Regions from separate parts of the Homo sapiens genome. Here region 1 is linked to region 2. The links are chromatin loops, found by intact Hi-C in ENCODE. Cell type or tissue: ascending aorta. All regions are shown on one strand. Region 1 overlaps ADAMTS3 (ADAM metallopeptidase with thrombospondin type 1 motif 3). Region 2 overlaps ADAMTS3 (ADAM metallopeptidase with thrombospondin type 1 motif 3).

Region 1 (5,000 bases), 170 kb before region 2:
CCACCCATAGATTTGATGACTCCTTAGGAGGATTCACAGGACTCAGCATATAGTCCTGTTCATGGTTAGGATTCATTACAGTGAAAGCATACAAAGAAAAACCTGCAAAGGGAAAAGTCACACAGGGTGAAGTTCAGAGGAAGGCCAGCACAAGCTTCCAAGAGTTCTCTCCCAGTGGTGTCACACAGAACACACCTAATTCCTCTAGCAATGAGTTGGATAAAACATGTGAAATGTTGTCTACTAGGAAATCTCATTAAAGACTCAGTGCCTGAGATTTTGTTGGGGGCTGGTCACGTAGCCATCCTCGGCCTAGCACAAACCAAAATTCCAGATTCCCAGAAAAAATTAGGTGTTCAGTATCACCCACACTGTTTGTACAGTTTTGGCACAGCAAGCCACCCTTATCAGTTCTGGGAATGCGAACCCTTCTAAATTCCAGTTTTTAATATGCCAGCCAATGACCAACCTTGCAAGGAGGCCTTTCCGAGGATAACAGCCTCAGGACTGTTATGTTAATTCTTTACCGCACAGGTATCCTAACTAATATTTTATATAAATCCAGCAAAAATAAAAAAGAAAATTCAGAAGAATAATCTGTTTCAAAATTTGTGAATGACCACCCCTCAGGAATGACAGAGAGGAAATAAATTAGTGGTGGGGCTTTAGCCATATCTGTAACATTTGAAACATTTAAAACAAACATGGAAAAATATTGATAGCTGTTTAATTGTATGATATACACATGTCTATAATTTTATTTTTGTTCATCTGTATAACTTTGAAATGTTTCATTTAAATTAAAAGATGAAAAAAACAAAAAAAAAAAATCATACAAACAAGAAACTATCCCTCATGAAAGTATATCATTAATAACATTTAGAAAGGACTATGCAGTGGAGAAACAGCTGCGAAGCAACTCAAATGTGCCAACGTTAAGAGAAAATTTTGTAAGGTCCACCAGCGTATGTCACAAATTAAGTGACTTTTAAAAAAATCTCCTGAAAAATATTTTGGAACTATAAAGATAATGGGTACCATAACAGAGGAAATCTGGGTTTATACCAATATTTAATAGCCATCAACCAGTCAATCAATCAATCACAAATGCTCCACACACACCACTCTAACAATAAATGAAATTACATAGAACTCCAATTTACAATAGTTGTTTAGCTTACAATTCACTTATATTTTTCTAATGATAAGGAGAGAGAGAAGGAAAAGAAGAGATGAATGTGTATACACACATATAGGCCTGCAAGAATGAGAGACAGAAACGAGTGGAGAAGAGGGCAGGAAAAGGAGAGGGGAAGCGGAACTGGGAAGAAATACCATGAATACAAATGAGAGAAAATCTATTTCTAGTTTCCAGCACTAATTCAGGTATTTTCAAATCTCAAGTGTACTAGAGGGGCAAATGTCTTTAAACTACATTTAAATAAGTAGGAAGCACTAGAAGAGTTACAGAATAATCAGAACCCTATAGTACTAATTTGAGAAGGATGGCATAAGAATCACATTACAAAAGATTAACCATATTAACTAACTTTAAAAAAGTCTCTGGGATTCTTCATGACTACTTTTAGTTAAAATAATAATAAGTACATTTATTTGTGATGACGGCACCAATGATGCTATTCTAAATACTTTATCTTATTAATTCTCAAAAGAACCCAGTGAGGAAGACACTTGTCTTTCCCCATTTTACATGTGTGAAAACTGAGGCACAGAAAGTTAAAATAAATTGTCTTAGATGGAGCCTGAATTCACTCAGGCAGACTACATCCAAAGCTTTTATTTTTAACTTTACTCATTTTGACACTTCATTTCCTATTATCTCATACTTTATGAAAACATAATATTCAACTAAAAATAACTACATTTCCTATACTGATTACTCATGACTTTGGCAAAGCAAATGTTATTATACAGGAAGGAGCAAAAGGGTATGTTTCTCCTGTGAATTAAGAGAAGGCTTCAGTAGCATTTCTCCCATACCAGTATTCCAAAGCATAGCAAAAACACCTGTCTGGGAAAGCGCTTTATTTCCTAAGCTGTTCTATAAATACCTGAAAGCTATTTTAAAAACAAAAATAAAACATAAACCGTTCCTGAAAACTTCCATGCCTTTCTAACTTCCCAATGGTGACTCCTTTTTCCTAGGTTCCTAGAAAAAATTAAAAAAAAAAAAAAAACTGGCTAAACTTTTTTTTTAAAGCTTCTTTTATATTCTGGGAAATGAAAAATGATTATGAGCTTACTATGAGCTAACAACCCTAGATAATTGTACTGATGGATTTATAAGACCCCAAACAAGGAAAATGATCTTCCCACTGCAGTTTGCACATTGGTCCACATCTGTGACACTATGTTTAGTTACGGGTAACATCACTGAAATGGGGCATTTGGAATAAAGGACCAGGTTAGAGGGAAGAAAGGGTAGTTAGAGGGAAGAAAGAATAAAGGGTAGTTAGAGGGAAGAAAATCCATCTTTTTGTGTAATTTGTGTATATTGTATATTACGTGTATATTTTCACTTCTAAAATACTAAACATATTTACTTTGTGTATATTGTCTCTCTCCCATTGCTCAAATTGGTATTAGCCAACCCAAGCTACAGAGTTGAGAGATGGAGAAGAACAGGAGGAAAAGGAGAGTGTTTTTGGCAAAAGAAATGGCATTCCCAAAGGCCCACACTGAAGATAAAGCTTAGCAGTCCAGGCACTGAAATTTCAGAGCAGCTGGGGTGTAGACAGTGAAAGAAATTGGTAAGTGAAAGCCCTTGTGAGTCAGGACAAGAAGGGCTGGATGGGAGGTCAGGGGAGTCATGAGAGGCCAATGAAACATTTTAAGCAGGGACCAAATCTCTGTGACTACAGTTAGATAATAAACTTTACTTGCGCCATTTGAAATTGTTAATATTCAACTGTTTTAGACCTACAAAAATGGCAACTACGCATCATTTAACTCCATTAAAACCTTCCTGAAAGGAAGCAGGACTAGAAAACCAGGGAAGTGTTCAATAGTGAAGGTTAAAAAAAAACAAAACCCACAATATGGTTTCAGTGAAAATATTGAAAATATTGTTATTGGAGCAGAGTAACATGATGACAACCTGTCAAGGCTATTACAGATGCGATACTTCTGCAGGAAAAAAAAATTAAGAAGATAACCTACAATCTGATTTTAAGATCCTGAAAACGCGTAGAAAACACAATAACAAATTCTAACCACCCCACGCTATTTTTACAATTTAAAAAATGCTGTACTTTTACTCTTTCTCTTAAAAAATATGTATGTTCCAGGTGCGTGGCCCTATGCTGAGCACATGAGTATAAAGATGTTTCGAGGATCTTAAAACCTAACATTTCCATCTGGATAGTGGCTGCAAGTGCAACAGAGAAGTGACCCCTTAGACCTCACTGCTAATGGCAGAATGAGGACCAGAACTCATATTCCCTGACTCCTGGAGACCAGGGCCCCTCCCACTGTACCATCCTGCTGATATTTCATAGGCTTCACCTGAGATAGGCAGCTGTGTCTCTTAGTCTACACATTCCATCTCGAAACAAGAGGAAGGGCAAGCATACATAATTAATGATGGCACTGTAACTTTCCACAGCCTTTATATTTCTATATCTATTTTCTCCATGTATAGCCTTGTCCATCACCACCCTATCCCATCACAAACTTCCTACATATTTAAAAAAAATCCACCCCCTTAATCCAAAGTAGTGGGAATATTATATGCATACATCATAGCAGTATTTTGCACTTGAAATTCATTGCTTCAAAGCATCTTGATAATTTTTCTTGTCTCTACCTGACCCTAAATTGCACTGGGGTAAGATGCTAGCTAGGTTTAAGGCACACACTAGTTTTCTTCAAGAACAGTTCTTTTTAAAAGAGGAAAAGAATAGAAGAGAAGCCAAGGGGATAGAGGAATATAAATTTTTTCACTGACTTCTTTGCCTAAAGAGGAAAAGAATAGAAGAGAAGCCAAGGGGATAGGGGAATATAAATTTTTTCACTGACTTCTTTGCCTAAAACAAATTTTTTTCACTTTATTTTTACTCTAAGTTAATTCAAAGATAATTGGAAATAGCTGACTTTTAGTTTTAGGAGGAACTAGAAAAGAAATTTTGATGTACTCTTTGTCTTCAAAAGAGTATGAGTAAAAAAAATTCTTCTACCCATCGGATTTTTTTTTTTTTTCTTTTTTTTTTTCTGAGATGGAGTCTCACCCTGTCGCCCAGGCTGGAGTGCAATGGCGCAATCTCAGCTCACTACAACCTCTGCCTCCCAGGTTCAAATGATTCTCCTGCCTCAGCCTCCCGAGTAGCTGGGATTACAGGCACCTGCCACCACACCCAGCTAAGTTTTGTATTTTTAGTAGAGGTGGGGTTTCACCATGTTGGTCAGGCTGGTCTCGAACTCCTGACCTCGTGATCCACCCACCTCGGCCGCCCAAAGTGCTGGGATTACAGGCGTGAGCCACCGCGCCTGGCCTCCATCAGATATTTTGCAACAGAAATATTAGTTTCCATCTCCTTCCTTCATATAATCTCGATATGTTAGATTAGGATTGGAGTCTGCTGTGGGATATTATATAGACTTGGAACCAGAATAGATAAGATAACTTGGACTAAAATGCCCACTACTTCTCTCAGACTAACACATTTCCTCTTTGTTGTTTTAAATTTTTTCCAAATATGTAAGTAATAAATGAATACATAATTGAATTTTAAAATTCATGCAATAAAAGATGAGCAAAAGTCTTCCCTTAGCATCCCACCTCCCAATTACTATCCCATTCGCAAAGGAAGTCAGTATCTGTGCTATCACTGTCACCAATTTTGTCATTAAAAATCAAGAGCTAAATCTTGTTACCTTCAAACGTAATATTTTGACATATGATGATAACATATATAATCCTTTCCATATACAGAATATTTAAGTAAAGTCACAACCAGGAAAATAAAAAAGATGTAGAGATC
Region 2 (5,000 bases):
ACTTAAAATTAAAATTAAATTTTTTTCTAAAATGTAGTATTATGCATATGTTACACACAAGAAAGTAACACTTTGAGAGGTTAAGGTTACCAGCTAGAAAGCGGTGGAGTTAGGACTTTAAACTACTCAGTCAACAGTGTCTGTGCTCCTGACCACTTGATAGAGGAAATATGAGTATTAACAGGTCCTCTCCTGGATATATAGATTTAGATTTTAGATTAAGAAATGGGGCCAGGGCCAGGCACGGTGGCTAACACTGTAATCCTAGCACTTTGGGAAGCTGAGGCGGGTGGATCACAAGGTCAGGAGTTCAGGACCAGCTGGCCAAGATGGTGAAACTCGTCTCTACCAAAAATACAAAAATTAGCCGGCGTGGTAGTATGCACCTGTAGTCCCAGCTACTCGGGAGGCTGAGGCAGAGAATTGCTTGAACCCAGAAGGCAGAGGTTGCAGGGAGCTGAGATTGTGCCACTGCACTCCAGCCTGAGCAACAGAGTGAGACTCTGTCTCAAAAAGAAAGAAAAGAAAAAGGAAATGGGGCCAGTGTAGTCCCAGCTACTCGGGAGGCTGAGGCAGGAGGATCGCCTGAGCTGGGGAGATCAAGGCTGCAGTGAGCCATGACTGCATCACTGCACTCCAGCTTCTGTTACAGAGCGAGACCCTGTCTCAAAAAAAAAAGAAAGAAAAAAATGAACTTTACATGTAAAAGAGAGAGGTTCTTACACGTAAAGGAAAGAGAACTGGAACTCATGAATAATGCCATCAATCATTCTTTTTGTTTGCATATCTAAATAAAAATATACTTACTAAATATTAAGAAAAATTGTTGGAAATGTGATTTACTATCTAAGACCACAGTACCTGAGGAATCATATATTTAATCCTGTTTTACTTGCTACAAGTTTCCTAATGACTATTTTTGTTTTATCAATCACTTCAAGAGCAAGGTATACCTTTTCATGCTGCTCACAATTTGTTCTAAATTCCATGCAGATTCATCATGCTGAATTTGTGGCAATCATTTTCATAAACAAGAGACTGACATTTTACCACAAAATTTCTCCTAGGGATTTACAGTTAGTCAGCAAAGTCATGTAAACTTCTTTGGAAAATCAGGAGGTATAAATTATATGTGGGAACAGAGGTTGCTATGCTAGGAAACTTCCCGTGCTTCACTGTCCATTTTCAGGAATATACAACTCTCAGATTGCACTGTATGAGGTAGATGAGTCTTCTCGCAGTACTAATAAAATTACAAAAACATTTGTATAATATGATTATTCATATTTATTGGGTACTTGAGAGTTAGAAAAATTACGAATTCGCTGCATCTTTCAGATTGCATAACCAAATATTTAAAAATTATATTCAAATATCAAAAAGAAGAAAGAAATAATTCTAAAGTGAAATTTTAAAAATCAATACTTTCCTAAGTTGCTAGTAGGAGTTCAGATCATACAGACTTGTTCAAAAGCCATTTGTCAAAATGTATCATGTGAATTTGTTTTTACTCAGTAACCAACTTGTGGGGCTCTCTCCTAAAGTAGTCACTTGAAATGCAGGCAACGACATATACATACACAACACTGTGTGGCAACATTCACTATCATGGGAAAATAAATACTGTTAGGAAAATGATTATACAAATTAGAGTTTATTAGTATGATGAGATTAAAATGAAGTTCAGAAGGAGTTTGTAATTATGTTGAAAAATTGTACTAAAACATTAAACAAAACAAAAACAGTTATACAAAAAATACAGTGTGTGTACTGAAAGAAGTTTGAATAAGAACATGCTAAATTATAACAGCAGTTTGGGAACTGGAATGATTTTCAAAAATCTTAAGAATCCAGAAAAATTAAAGAATATAATTACAGTGGGCACTTGTAAGACATCAACAATCTGGGAAAACACTGACTAATTAAAAAGAAAAAATTCAACAACTTATAATAATAGAAGTAGTATAGTTTAGGAATAAAATTTGATCTCTACTACACGAACACTAAAGAGAAGATTCTCAAAATTCTGATAATAGCAATCCTTTTTAAAGAAGCATTAAAGTTCCATTGAAGTCATCATTGTCAATATATCCTTTCCAAGCACAATAACCCAACTCTTCATATCAAAATTACTCATGATTTTGCCAGGCAATTTGGAATGGTTCCTAATGGATTTCCAAGATAATCTGGGTTGGCTACTCAAAGTAAAGAATGTTTTAAGATCATCATTCTGGAAGCAGAGGCGACCTTGAGGGTTTTTTAACATTTCTGAGCAATATTATAATTATTTGGTACAATGACAAGGAAAAGCAGTGAAAGCATGGCTAAACACCAACACTAAGTTGTGATAATGGTGATACATAGCATGCTGCACTTAATAAAATTTTCACCTAAGAATCTTGAAGCAGTTAACATTCACCATAATCATGCTCAATGGAGGGACAAAAGATAAATCAGTAAAGCCAACTCCATTACCTTTAGTTACAAGAAAGAATAATGGCTTGAGTAGCTAAAATTCTAAATTTTACAAAGGATCCCCCTAAACCTCCTTCACCACACTTTCTAGTACTGCTGCTGGCAAATTGGATTGACAGATTTTAATCTTAGCTTAGCTTATCTTTCCTGATGCCAGCAATAGGGCAAATGATCCCAAGTAGGCTGTAGTTAAAAAAACAAAAAATTAGTTGGCATTCCAAAACTGCACATAGAATTCAATTCAATTTACCAAATACTTATTGAGTACAAACAGAAAAGCATACAAAAAATGATAGGCCTAGGTCCCTGTGCTTTGTGGGGTGGAAGAGGAGTCCCAAGAGGCCTTGATAACATTGAATAATTAATTGTATAGCCATTGTCACCATCTTCATTTTCTTAGGGACCAATTCAGCCTGGAGAAAGGCACAAAACAAGAGCATTCAAGGAAATTCAGAACATAGATAAACCTTAATATAATAATATCCTGCTTGCTAGATCTATTCATTGAATAACCAATATTTGAGGACCCACAAGCTACCAAGCACTGTTTTATGTACTAGAGATACAATTGGCATCAAAACAAAGTCTTTGCTCTCATGAGGGTTAATCTAGTGACAATGTTTACTGGTCAATAACTAGGTAAGTGACTCACACTAAACCTTACAAACTGAAACCTGAAAATGGTGAAAAATTATCTCTTAGTAAACTAGATATCTGAGAGAGTAAGATTAGCAACTTTATTTTTTTAAGATTGGGATGTAATGGAATTTGCAACTGAGGAACAGAAATAGGACAGATGCCCCAATTCCAAGAGGAATCAGGAGATGGAAGATATGCCCCAATTCCAAGTGGGGTCGGGAAAGGGAAGACAGCTTAACACTAAAGGATCACAATGCTTTTTCCTCAAATGATACTCAAGCAATCTCAGTGGTGGCTTATGAAACAAAAGGACTCAGAGAATTCTTTTTCAGATTTTCCAGTGTCTACAGAACTATGATTATTTCCTAAGCCACATGTGTCATTGAGCAAGCCTCCTTACCCAATTGGACCAGCCACACCAGTTTCCCACAATTAACTCAGGCATCCTACCAAGGCAATACTCTGAGTCAGAAATGACAGTGCTCCCTGATACGCCCTAGAAGTATGTCAATGATCTCATGAAACATACTTACACATATATACAGAAACATACTCAAACACACAGATATATATGTATGTATGGGTATAGGTAGGTGGTTAGAGAGGCAGTTCCTATCTGGTTGACAAAGAGGCACACAACTAGGTCAGGGTTCAAAACCTATTTACCCATTTTTTCTAGGGTGAATCCTACTTTCCCACATACCAAGAAGGTATTATTCCACTGGCTGAAGAGAGAAGGAAGGAGGCAATATCCTGCATGAGACACTATATTGGTGACATAGCTATACATATTCTAACCTGTCCCCATCACAAACTGCCTTCTCTTTACCTAAATAAAAGCCTTCCTAGTCTAGAGGGTTGAAGCATATAAGATATATTTTTGAAAATTGACCTTCTAAGTTAAATACTAAGAAGTACATATCCTGTGACTCTAGTTACAAAGAGCATGAAAAACTGACACAATCAATTTATCCTGTTAGAAGTCAGGAGAGCAGTCACCTTTCATAACGGGAGAATGCTTGGCAGTTGGCATGAGGGACGTACAGGGATTCCAGTAATGTTCAACTTATTGATCCAGCTGCTGACTGCTGACTGCACAGGAGCATTCACTTTGTGAAAAATCAGCAAAGTACACTTATATGCACCCTCCTACATCTATACTACACTTCAGTAGAAAGTATTTTTAAAATTTAGTTTCTTAACAACTTGTGGTTTATTACTCATTTATATTTAACCCTTCCTGAAACATTAAATTATTTAGAAATTATTCAGGGCCATGAAATTTATTTTCTAGCCAATTTGTTGAAAAATAAATAAATAAAATCTACAAACATTATTTGTCTTTCCTAATGTATTTCTGATCAAATAACACGTCCCCAGGTAGTTATATAAAACTACTTCTAAATCAGTTAATAGAAAAAAAATAAATAACGTGTTCAGGAGTGCATTTCACCAAATCTCCAGGTTAGCAGTGTAGCAGTGCCTTTACACATGGGAACAGGGGAGCAAAACTAATCACTGTACATAAGATTTTCTTACATATGATACATAAACCAAAGTGAAATGATAGTTATACTTTTGCTATCACAAGACCTGTGGGCCAAAATCTATTTTATTCAATCTGTTCTTCTCTTCATTCAACTGGAAAACGATAAATAAGAATGGTAATAATAAAAGAGAGAAATCCCATAAAACAGATGAATATGGGAACAAGTAAATCTTCAGCACTACACCCTAAGAGGGCTCCGCCTCCTCTCTTTCATACTGACTTATCTCTCCTCTGCCAAATTTAAGGACACCTGTACTATTTTCTTCCCTTTAAAAGGGCTACCATAGTAATTTACATTAGCAAAACAACTGAACCAAACTTCGGTTCAATCCAGGGC

The links. A loop is a pair of places that touch in the nucleus more often than their neighbours do. Peaks named below come from ENCODE experiments on the same cell type or tissue, not always from the same donor. Only the 100,000 strongest peaks of a DNase experiment are listed, where the experiment ranks them.
Region 1: a loop joins it to region 2, with 9 times the contacts of the local background. A loop is called at or near these places in 1 of 110 quality-filtered maps.

The regions. Positions count from the first base shown.
Region 1 is chr4:72,388,712-72,393,711 of GRCh38, forward strand. All of the region lies in intron 4 of ADAMTS3 (ADAM metallopeptidase with thrombospondin type 1 motif 3), which reads right to left. Among named protein-coding and RNA genes, the nearest start is that of ADAMTS3, 180 kb to the right of the region's middle. In ascending aorta, no CTCF peak of the experiment used is centred here; no DNase peak of the experiment used is centred here; H3K27ac peaks cover 2,503 bases.
Region 2 is chr4:72,560,837-72,565,836 of GRCh38, forward strand. All of the region lies in intron 2 of ADAMTS3 (ADAM metallopeptidase with thrombospondin type 1 motif 3), which reads right to left. Among named protein-coding and RNA genes, the nearest start is that of ADAMTS3, 5.9 kb to the right of the region's middle. In ascending aorta, no CTCF peak of the experiment used is centred here; no DNase peak of the experiment used is centred here.